Regions from separate parts of the Mus musculus genome. Here regions 2, 3 and 4 are each linked to region 1. The links are chromatin loops, found by intact Hi-C in ENCODE. Cell type or tissue: left cerebral cortex. All regions are shown on one strand. Region 1 has its middle 280 kb from the start of Gm31711. Region 2 has its middle 410 kb from the start of Gm31711. Region 3 has its middle 380 kb from the start of Gm31711. Region 4 has its middle 400 kb from the start of Gm31711.

What was found. A loop is a pair of places that touch in the nucleus more often than their neighbours do. Peaks named below come from ENCODE experiments on the same cell type or tissue, not always from the same donor. Only the 100,000 strongest peaks of a DNase experiment are listed, where the experiment ranks them.
Region 2: it touches region 1 in a loop (3-fold over the local background); 3 of 42 quality-filtered maps call a loop at or near these places.
Region 3: a loop joins it to region 1, with 2.4 times the contacts of the local background. A loop is called at or near these places in 2 of 42 quality-filtered maps.
Region 4: a loop joins it to region 1, with 2.0 times the contacts of the local background. A loop is called at or near these places in 3 of 42 quality-filtered maps.

Annotation. Positions count from the first base shown.
Region 1 is chr13:16,542,182-16,544,681 of GRCm38, reverse strand. No RefSeq gene overlaps it. Among named protein-coding and RNA genes, the nearest start is that of Gm31711, 280 kb to the right of the region's middle. In left cerebral cortex, no CTCF peak of the experiment used is centred here; DNase peaks (open chromatin) are centred at 696, 1,153 and 1,549; H3K27ac peaks cover 727 bases.
Region 2 is chr13:16,667,807-16,670,306 of GRCm38, reverse strand. No RefSeq gene overlaps it. Among named protein-coding and RNA genes, the nearest start is that of Gm31711, 410 kb to the right of the region's middle. In left cerebral cortex, no CTCF peak of the experiment used is centred here; DNase peaks (open chromatin) are centred at 3, 830 and 1,429.
Region 3 is chr13:16,644,454-16,646,953 of GRCm38, reverse strand. No RefSeq gene overlaps it. Among named protein-coding and RNA genes, the nearest start is that of Gm31711, 380 kb to the right of the region's middle. In left cerebral cortex, no CTCF peak of the experiment used is centred here; DNase peaks (open chromatin) are centred at 595 and 1,465; H3K27ac peaks cover 819 bases.
Region 4 is chr13:16,655,159-16,657,658 of GRCm38, reverse strand. No RefSeq gene overlaps it. Among named protein-coding and RNA genes, the nearest start is that of Gm31711, 400 kb to the right of the region's middle. In left cerebral cortex, no CTCF peak of the experiment used is centred here; a DNase peak (open chromatin) is centred at 1,358; H3K27ac peaks cover 968 bases.

The DNA.
Region 1 (2,500 bases):
ATATTCCAGTTTGCCCAGCACAACCCTAAATCCTAGAGTAATTCTCCAGAGCTCAGCATTATACTTCTGAAAGTGTCCTGGTCCAATCCATTATTGATTATTCAACTGAGAACAATCTGAAGAAAGACTGCAGATTTATTCCTTCAGCACATCAAGTAGGTCAATCAAATTCTAAGCCTTGTTACTTTTTTTTCCATTTATAAAACAGAATCAGAAAAATAACATCTTTATCAGATGGCGATAAGAATTACATACATTGATTATTAGGCTATTAAAACTAGTGGCTTCTTGAGTAAATAAATACAAATTGTTATCTCAAACACCTTGGTATGTTTTCCTGATTTAAAATAGCCTGAAAGCCTGTCTTTCCCCACATAAGTAATGCCTATAATCCCCCTAGCACATGCTTCTGCCACCTCACCGATCGTCCCTGTTGGTTCATCCTTCATCCCTTTCCTTCTGTCAGAGGGGCAACTCCATGCCTCCTTGTCCAGATCTAGCTTTAAAGATGCCACTTTTGAAAGAAACTCCATCATTGCCCACTAATTTAAAACTGAGTTTTGAAAATAGCTTATGGTTAGAATTCACAGGAAGTCACATCCGTCGCTCTGGGATTGCCAAGAAGAAAAGTGCTGGAACTTTTCCTAATCTGTCTTCTGTTCCTTTGTGAGTGGGTGTTCATACTCACATAGCCTGCATCATGGCCAGGAAGGTTTACCTCTGGAGGGGAGGTTAGATGGGAAGGCAGGGAGACTCTCGCTGGGAGCAGACGCCAGTGTGGAGGTGGCAGGATGGTCCTGCATATCAGAGCTCCTGCTGAGAGGGAGATGGATAGCTGTGGAAAGGATGCTTTAATTGACTCCAGCACTGTAGTCCTCGTGGAGAACAGAAAACTATTATTTAAACAGATGGCAAGCCTGCCCATCCATAACCAGGCATTTAATGAGATAAGCCAGAACAGGCAGGGTTGTAGGTGTGTGAGTCCAGACCATTTTGGAAGACATCAACTTAATTGCATTTCTATTTTTGTGAAATCTGTTCCCAGATGCCCACCTTGCCCTCTATACTACCTTCCCTCTTTCCCTTTATTTTTGTCTTTCCCATCTTTCTGGTTTGAGGGTCATAACTAGGTGGACATTTTGTTCTATCCATTTTACCAAATGGAGATGGACCTGGGAAAGCTTTGGGAAGCTAATGATGGATAGGGTTTGGATTTGGATTTCTGCCCAGCTTTTTGTGAATATTTTTTTTTCTTCCAGAAATTGGAATTGTAACCTCTCGTCCATAGCACCTCCCTTTTTCAGTTTGAAAATGTAATATATAAAATGAAACAGTCAAGTATTTAGAGGCTGACCCTTAGTAGGTGTTTCTTAAGCCTTTGATCAGAAATATCCTTCAAGGGCTCCTCTGAGGACTTTTTTCTCATCAGCTAGTGCTATCTGGGGAAGCTGGGGAAGCTAGTCAAAATTTGTTTCTATGATTGTGCATCTGACTGTTACAGCATGACTCTGGCCCTGATACTATTTTCTGCTTCCTGACCCATAACATGTGAACAACTAGCTTTCCATTCTCCCACTGTATGACTCAGCTGTAACACAGAGTCTGATTGCAATCATGGTCTGAAATTTTAAAGTCTTGAACCAAAATACACCCTGCCTACCTTAAGCTTTTCTTCCAAGTGTTTTAGCAAAGAGGAAAGACTCCAGTGCAATCCTCAATTTGAAAACACTAAGCTGTTTGTTTTGTTCTGTTTGGGTTATTTACTTACCTACTGATTGGCTTTTTGAGCCTCCCAAATGCTAAGGCAGTGCTCTACCATTAAGATACTGCGGTGGTTTGAATGGGAATGGAATCCATAGGCTTCTATGTATGAATGTTGGTTCCTACTTGGTGAAACTGTTTGGGAAGGATTAGGAGGTGTGCCCTTTTGTGGGACAGTTAAAGGCAGCCTGGTTTCTGGTTGAGTTAGGTTTAAAACTCTGGTTTAAAACTCTCAGTAGGTGATCCTACAAGGGACAGTAGGCAGAACATGACCACAGATCTCCATTTTAATGAGGTACCTAAAGACTTGAAGGGCTTAGTCAATTAAGTTCTTCTTCCTAGACACTGCTCCCTGTAAAAGGTATTTAACCTCAGGCCCACCCTGAGAAAGTAGGGTACAGTTTCACTCATCACAACTCTCCACCATGATAATAAACGCTTTAAAATCGTGGACTGCCTCTTCTTCTCGGGATCCACTGTGGGGAACAATGGAGCAGGTTTTCCTCTGAAGAGCCACGTCTAATCTCCCAGACGAGGCCTCTCTGTGCTCCCAGCCATGGACTCCTGAGTCCAAGCTGCCCACTGACCAAGCCAAGGACACTCTCCTCCTTGAGAGATTCAGCCAGAGTTTTCTACTCCCCAGTTTCCCTTTGGCCCCAGGAAGATCCACTCCATTCTCATTTCTTCCATGGCATCCAGCAGCGTCTGGGATGCCCAAGAGTCAGCGAACCAACTGTCC
Region 2 (2,500 bases), 130 kb before region 1:
TGTGTGTCATTGTGGCTAACCAGTATTCCTATGACTGATGACTACTGCTATTCCGTGTGTGTGTTTGTGTGACCGTGGAGGCCAGCCCACAGACTGCCTCTTGGGTGCATTTAAAAAGTAATGCCTCTGAAGACAAGAAAGAACTTGTTCAAAATTGCAATGAAATGATATCCCAGTGCAAACACATGTCTTGTGCTTTAAAGCTCTTTAAAAATACCAACAAAGAAATCATTTATTGTACTCTCTACACATAGTTACCAGAGTTGCTGACATATAATACTCCAAAGAATCTTGAGTTGTTCTCAAACAACATGAAAACTACTAAATTCATAGAAGTTTAGTCTTTTGGTATAAAATTAAAAGTTAAATAAAGGAAAGCTGGCATCCAAAGCAAAGTTTTATGATTCTAAATTATCTACTGTATTCATCCATTTATAACAATGTGTATAGTAAGTATTTGATAAAGTATCATTGAAATAAATTCAGTAATCCAAATGAAAATCAGCATGTGAAAATTATGTCCAAAAAATGAGACAAAACACAAAATGTAGACAAAACCCACTTTGTTTTGTCTCCTTCCTTTTCAGGATATAGAGTGTTAGTAGACTTTTCTGATTATCAACACTTTACTACTCAAACAGATAGACAGCTCTAAGAACAAGTTAAAATGGAAACCTGTCAATTGATAAAGTAGTATGTCCAAAAGCAGACAATATATGTCATTTAAATTTTCATTTCAAGGGTAGATTACTCCACTCCTTCTTAGTCAAAGCCTATTTTGGGAAGGCACCCACCATCTGGCAAGAGGTATGTTTAGCTTCTCTCCTTCTCCCCAAGTTTTTATTTCACTAGTGTGCTATAGCCAGCTGGCCCGTTCCCACTTACTGTTCTCAGATGGTCTTTTCCATGTCCAGTTTCTTCTGATGGATTCCCTTTCTTCTGAATACCCTCTCTCTTGAGGTAGATTTAAATAGCTCTAGATTCTATTCTTTTATATAATCCAGGGGAAAGGAACCCCTCCCCCATGCAACAATATGAACTAACCAGTACCCCCGGAGCTCATGTCTCTAGCTGCATATGTAGCAGAAGATGGCCTAGTTGCCCATCATTGGGAGGAGAGGCCCCTTGGTCTTGCAACTTTATATGCCCCAGTACAGGGGAACGCCAGGGCCAAGAAGTGGGAGTGGGTGGGTAGGGGAGCAGGGAAGGGGGAGGGTATAGGGAACTTTCGGGATAGCATTTGAAATGTAAATAAAGAAAATATCTAATAAAAAAGGCAAAAAAAAATAATTACTTCTTAATGCAGTACTCTAGTCTCTGTCCTGCCACAGACCACAGCAAACTTTCTGAGACATGAATAAGCCTCAGATCCAAGCTAAGCCCACATTCCATGAGCAAACTTGAGCTGTCCATATGGCTCCATACTTGAAAACAGAGTAGATAGCAGCAACCCACTCTGTCCTACCACCCAACATATCCTCTAAAACTTGGGAATGACTCACTGACATGTCAGAGACCTGGAATTCTTTTCAAAGACCATAACTCCTTCTTGCATATTGTGATCTGATTATGACTTTTATTTGAAGAAGGTGTGAAGATACTGGTCTTTCGCTAATTTCTTTGTAGATTCTGTGCACATTTTGATAAATGGATCAAATGTTGTTGATTGGAGATGGGATAAAATGTTATTTCCTTCCCACTGGTATGCTTGAGTTTCATGTCCCTAGTTATTTTTCTCGGGTGGTAGTTTATTGACCTTTCTGAAGGACTATTTTATGTTCTAGGAAACAAGACCAAATATAAAAGTAGTGTGAGGCTTATTTTTGATGAAGCTTGTTAGTTGGCAATTTCCTACTTAGGAATATATTGCTATAGTAAGATTGTATTTATGCCATCGACACTTATTCCACTCAGAAACTCATGGTAAGAAAATGACTAGTTTTCACATATAAGTAAGATGAATGGGAAATCACCAAAGTCTGTAGGTATTTTTCCAAACTTCTTGTATCTTCAGGCAAGCAATATCTGACACATGTCAAGGAAGAAAATAGGGTCAGAGTCTATGCCTGTATACATGTCCACTTTCCCTCCTTTAATATAGTATAGAAGTCATTTACTGAGTAAGGCCAAGTAAAAGTTACTGACTGCATGAGTGATATTCAGCAGTGACTGGTAGAGATATCAAAAGCCAAATTCAGAAAGTACAAAAATCCAGGGAACAGCATGACTTTGTTTAATTTAAAGGGTTAGTAACTTAGTGGTATTTGGCTACTTAAAGGAACAAAATTCTTGATCTCCTAATAATTCCAAAGAACCTTCTTAACTGCACTACTCAACAGCAAAAAATAAGAGAGAAATTATTAAAGTAACCAGACAAAGATGAAAAAACTGTGAAGTTTACATTGGCAGGATAAAGGGATTGGTTAGGAAAGGTGAAGGTGAAGAACAAATAAAAAGAGTTGGCAGTACATAAAACCCATGTAACTTTAATATTGGAATA
Region 3 (2,500 bases), 100 kb before region 1:
CCAAAGGAAAACCCAAAGGTCTTGGCATGGCATGAAAGGCATTGTTTAATATCTGCTGGCAGTAAACAGTTTCTGCCCCACATGGTGTTCTCAATCAGTCTGAGTGACTCAGAAATACTATGGTCATACATGCAGGCAGGCTTTTCCATCCCACCATCCATGTGATTGTCCATACAGTTGTCTTCACTGAGCTGCTGTTATGTCCCAAACTGTAGTCCCAAACTGCAGCCAAGTTTCTGATCTGACAGAAGCCACTTCTCTTCTTAGGAACATCCCCTAACTCCCACCAATCAGTCCCCTGTGTTGCACCCTCCTCCAATATTTCTCTAGTAGGTGAATTGTCTTACTCTGCCTTTGCTCCATTCAGAATGCTTAACGTGTACTAGACTATGAACAGGATGCTCATCTTGTTCCTATTTGTATTCCAGAACCTGTGCAAGGTCTGAAAGGAACTTTGCAAGCTTGAGCTAAATGCATAGCTGAAGCATCGTTTGCACACTTTTATCATCTCAAGAAATGAATTTGCCACAATAAACTCCTATTTGTTTCCTTTCTGCTTGTAGTTGCCAAATTGCATTTCTTAGTGGGTTGTTCCCTATTCCTTCAGCTCTTCTTTTTGTAGCTTTGGGCTCAGCCAAGGCCCATCTGCTCCCCCTGCCACCTGGCCTACTGATTCTGCCTCCTGTTCCCTTCCCTCCTTCTTCAGTGACAAGTTGATCCCTAGAGCTGCTTTTCTGCAGGGACAGAGGATCTCTTTGGACTGTGATCTTTCTTAAAGTTGGGGAGGGACAGGATGGCCCTACCCCTCTCACTTAAGCTTTCACAATGCTAAGAGCAGCTCCAAGCCTAGTAAGTGAATCCATTCTACCTCAACTCTGGGGGTGTAGTGGGAGGAGACAGTCTCTAAATCAAAGAAATAATCAGAGACTCATTTGCATGCACTATTGGTTTTGGCTCCAGGAAATGTTAATAGCAGAGGGAGTGGGGCCTTCATGCCTCTTTATGCTGAAATGCAACTCTATGCCTTTTGCAACTCAATAGTGCCACTAGAGAAGGAATGACATTTGGTTAGTGAGAATAGGTAGGTCTGAACTCCCCTTTGAGGAAGAATGATGATATACTCTTAACCTTTCCTGACGAGACAGTCTCCTAGCTTCTTCAAAACCATTTGCCTTATAAGAGCAGGCACAAAGCAAAGCTATTCTGCCTGTGAGTATTGTACTCTTTCTATGACTGGCACCAAGGACTACCTGGGTTTCCCTCCCACAACACTCTTCCTCTGTTGAAAGGGCTAGGAGAATGCCCTGCAACCCCATGAGTGTGCCTGTTTGTTGAAATCAGTTCAAGATCATCCAGGTCTGCAAAATTCGGCTGAAGCAGCTTGTTGCATAATTTACCAGAGAAGAGAGGGCCATCTGGAGAGCCAATCTGGAGAACTCCAGCAAAGGCAAAGTCTCCCCCCGCCCTACACCCCTCTTAAGTCATCCTGATTGACTCCCTGCCTATATTAGGCATCCACGTACTGAAACATGATGGTTCAGGTCAAAGGCCTTGCCCTTATGGCATGGAACCCTGGCCAAGTACTACCTGACTTCCAAATGCCAGGAGCCCCACCTACTGTAGCTGTTTAAGGTTCTCAGTCAACTCCCACATGTCTTATCCCATGACATTGTGGGGGCCTGTGTCATTCCAAAGGACAGCTGGTTTACACATATGCAGAGGAGGCAGCTACCCACAAAGGGATGTGGAAAAGCTCTGCCAAATGAAAAAATAAATAAATAAAAAAATAAAAGAACAAGTATGCCTTAACCTTTAGTCAAGAAATAAGTCACTGCTTCCTTGGAGATTAAATCCTTTGTGTCAGAAGAATCTAGTTCTTTTTAGTATAGCACCTGTAAATGATTCTATAGGAATCTTATCAGAACATAGTGTTTTCTCAAGCATTCATACGATCTTTTAAAGCCATCTAGGAGTTCCTACAGAATTGCTCCTCAATCCATCAAGCCCAGGGAGGAAGCTAAGAAGTCAGGGAGGAAGGAGATCTCGTTGAGCCGGCCCCTGCCTGCCTCTTCCAGAGTCCTCTTCTCTTCCCTGCACCTGGCCTCCCTGGGGCTCCAGGTGCTGCCTCTGTACGGGCTCCAGTTGATTTGTGTGATTTCCTGAAATGTTCAGTCGCTCCCTGGGCTGGGAAGGAAACTATGCAGACATCAGTTTACATCTGCCACAGGTATGGGATGAGAGGATGTGATAGAAATTTTCTAATCCAATGCTGGGTACTGTTCTTAATTTGCCTGCTCTAATGGGACCATACATAAATGAAGGCAATGTCTATTGTACAATTAAATCAGTTTAAAAATCAAATACTTTAGAGTCTAACATTAAAAATAACATTCTAGGATTAATTTCTTACCAATACAGTACAAATAATACTTATAAGATTAGATCTTTAAAAGACTGATATAAATTTAGGTCCAGCCATATAACTCTATATCCAATTAAA
Region 4 (2,500 bases), 110 kb before region 1:
ACCGAGCCCCTGCGAGTTCCCATGCCTGCTACAGCATTCTATTCATTCACCATACTTTTCTGAAGGTGTGAACTATGAGTTCTTTCTGAAGAAAAAAAAATACCATTACATGATGTGTGATTGAGCCTCTGATAAAGAGTGCAGATGTGATATCATCCATACCCTTCAGGGCAGGATGTCAAATGACTGTATTGCACCAGAAAGTAAAACACTATGGATCGTGAAATGACAGTCCTGGACTCACTTTTATCTACATTAACCACCATTAACCAGATAGTTAATTAGTAATTTATAAAACCTGGGGGGCGGGGGCTGATTTGTTATCATTATCACCTTACACATATAGAATATTTCAAATTAGAAATATATTTATCTAAAAATAGTTCTTCATGAGTCCCACAGTTTCCATTGAGAATGGGAAGGCACAGAATGTGATTGCCTTCACTGAGTCAAAAGAAATTCAGGTGTTCATACCTTATAAAAAGTCTGCATACATGTTAAGAATAGAAAAAAACATTTTAAAATATAATATTTAATAATAAAAGTAATAATATTTTTGTTATTGTAAATTGTTAGGGTGTCTACAATACCCAAGCAAGTTTTAGTGACCTATAAAACGTGCGGTAAATGATCCTTCCAGTGTCTGCTCAGCCTTCACCCAGCATTCAGAAACCTAGACAGAGAGTTGGAAGTGAGGTAGGCCGAGAACTGCCACTGTACTAACTCTCAGCCACCTCCAAGAACTGAAGGCCAGAAAGCAAAAGCACTGATGTGTGCCTCTAATTAGGAGTAAAGAGATCATAGCTCACTGGTCTCCCAAGAGCCTCACCAAACTAGTTCATCCAGTATTAAGCCAACTTATATGGAAAACACTACAAAAGGGAAAATGATACCTAATATTTTTAGACAGAAACTTGAGGATACTTTGAGTCACCAACTACCTTATCCTCCAAATGAGTCTGACTTTAAGAGAGTGTGCTGCTCATATGTAATGCTGAAAGGGTATAAAGATATTGTTTAAGTTGTAGTTTGGAGAGTAGCTTATAAAGATATTCTTAGGGCACTTAAAAGAAAGCTTGGGACACAGGAAGGTTTGCAAAGATAAAATGAAGAATATATCCTTAGAAGGATTTATCAGTATCATATATTAAAAATTACCACCTTCCCTTGAACTCCAGCCAGGCTTGAGAAAGATAGCCCAGCGAGAAGTCTTCCGTGTACACAGGACTGAAGCAGCCTGGTTCTTTTCACACATGTGTTACTGGGGAAGCCTGACTTTGCCTCCACCAGGCCTTTCCTCTCCTCCCCAACTGTGATTAGTCACTAGCTGTTTAAAACTGAAACGTTCATTTTAAATACTACAAAAATGTGGCACGGAGCACAGGCAAGGCATCTGTTCCAGCAAAATGTTATGTTTTGATCATTTTCAAAAATGATTTTTCTGTTTTTAAAGAAAGTGTGTGGACATGGGGATGAGTCAGTCAGTGTGAGGGGTACTGTATGCTGGGTTATTTTGAAAGCTGCAAAATTTAAAAATACATGGAAAAAAATAATTTTCCTTAAATATTATTTCAAATTTATTCTTTGACTTAGTATTTTTTCTTTTTTAATCTATCCATAGCCTCAGACTCATTGCCAGAGTAAAAATGTAGCCTCCCTGAAGGCTTCTGTAGAATCTTCATCATATGGAACCCACGATATGGGCCTCCAATAGTATTTGTGGGCTTAAGTAGTCTGTAAGAGAAAGAACTGTATAAGAAGTTAGTTTATTCAGATAAATATTTGCATTTCTTCTTAAAACAGTATCAGGTCATTTGATATTTCCAAAAAGCAATGTGTTTCTTCAGTAGTGCTTCCACCAATTATAAGTACATCTTTTACTTATGTGAAATTTTACAAAAAGAAAGAAAAGGAAGAAAAATGAAAGAAAAAAACAAAAAGTATCAGAATGTCGAGGTTTCATATCCTCGACTTTATATGTCGACTTTCTAAAATAAAGTGCTGTTGGTTTCTTTCTAAAATAAAGTGCTGTTGGTTTCTTAACATTGGTTGACATCCTTCCCAATGTGTGCTTTTTTCTGCAGCATTAGAATACTTGTAAGCTTGCTGTCATGCATGGTAAGGCTAGATTTGGTAGCATGTCTCTTAATTTCTCTTCTGTTTTTATTTAATTTACCTCTCCTTTAGTGTTGCAGTACTCTCTTTGTGTGAATTCTCAAAAGTAAACTGTAGTAGCTGCTCTCTGTGAATACGCATGTGTAGCTTTGTTCTTACTTGCTCATTTTGATATACTACTTAGCAAGGAACCCCAAATTCCTGTAGAAAATAGACATGAACTGAGCTTGTTGGGCTTTCCAAAGCAAATCATCTGAATTGGGTGTCTGTCTTTATCTGAAAAGAAAAGAATGAAAACCATCTACTCTCTCATGGTTTACTGGATTCTGTGATGTCAGAAATCTGCATTTGCACAGCATGTATGAGTTAGAGTTTATAATACCAC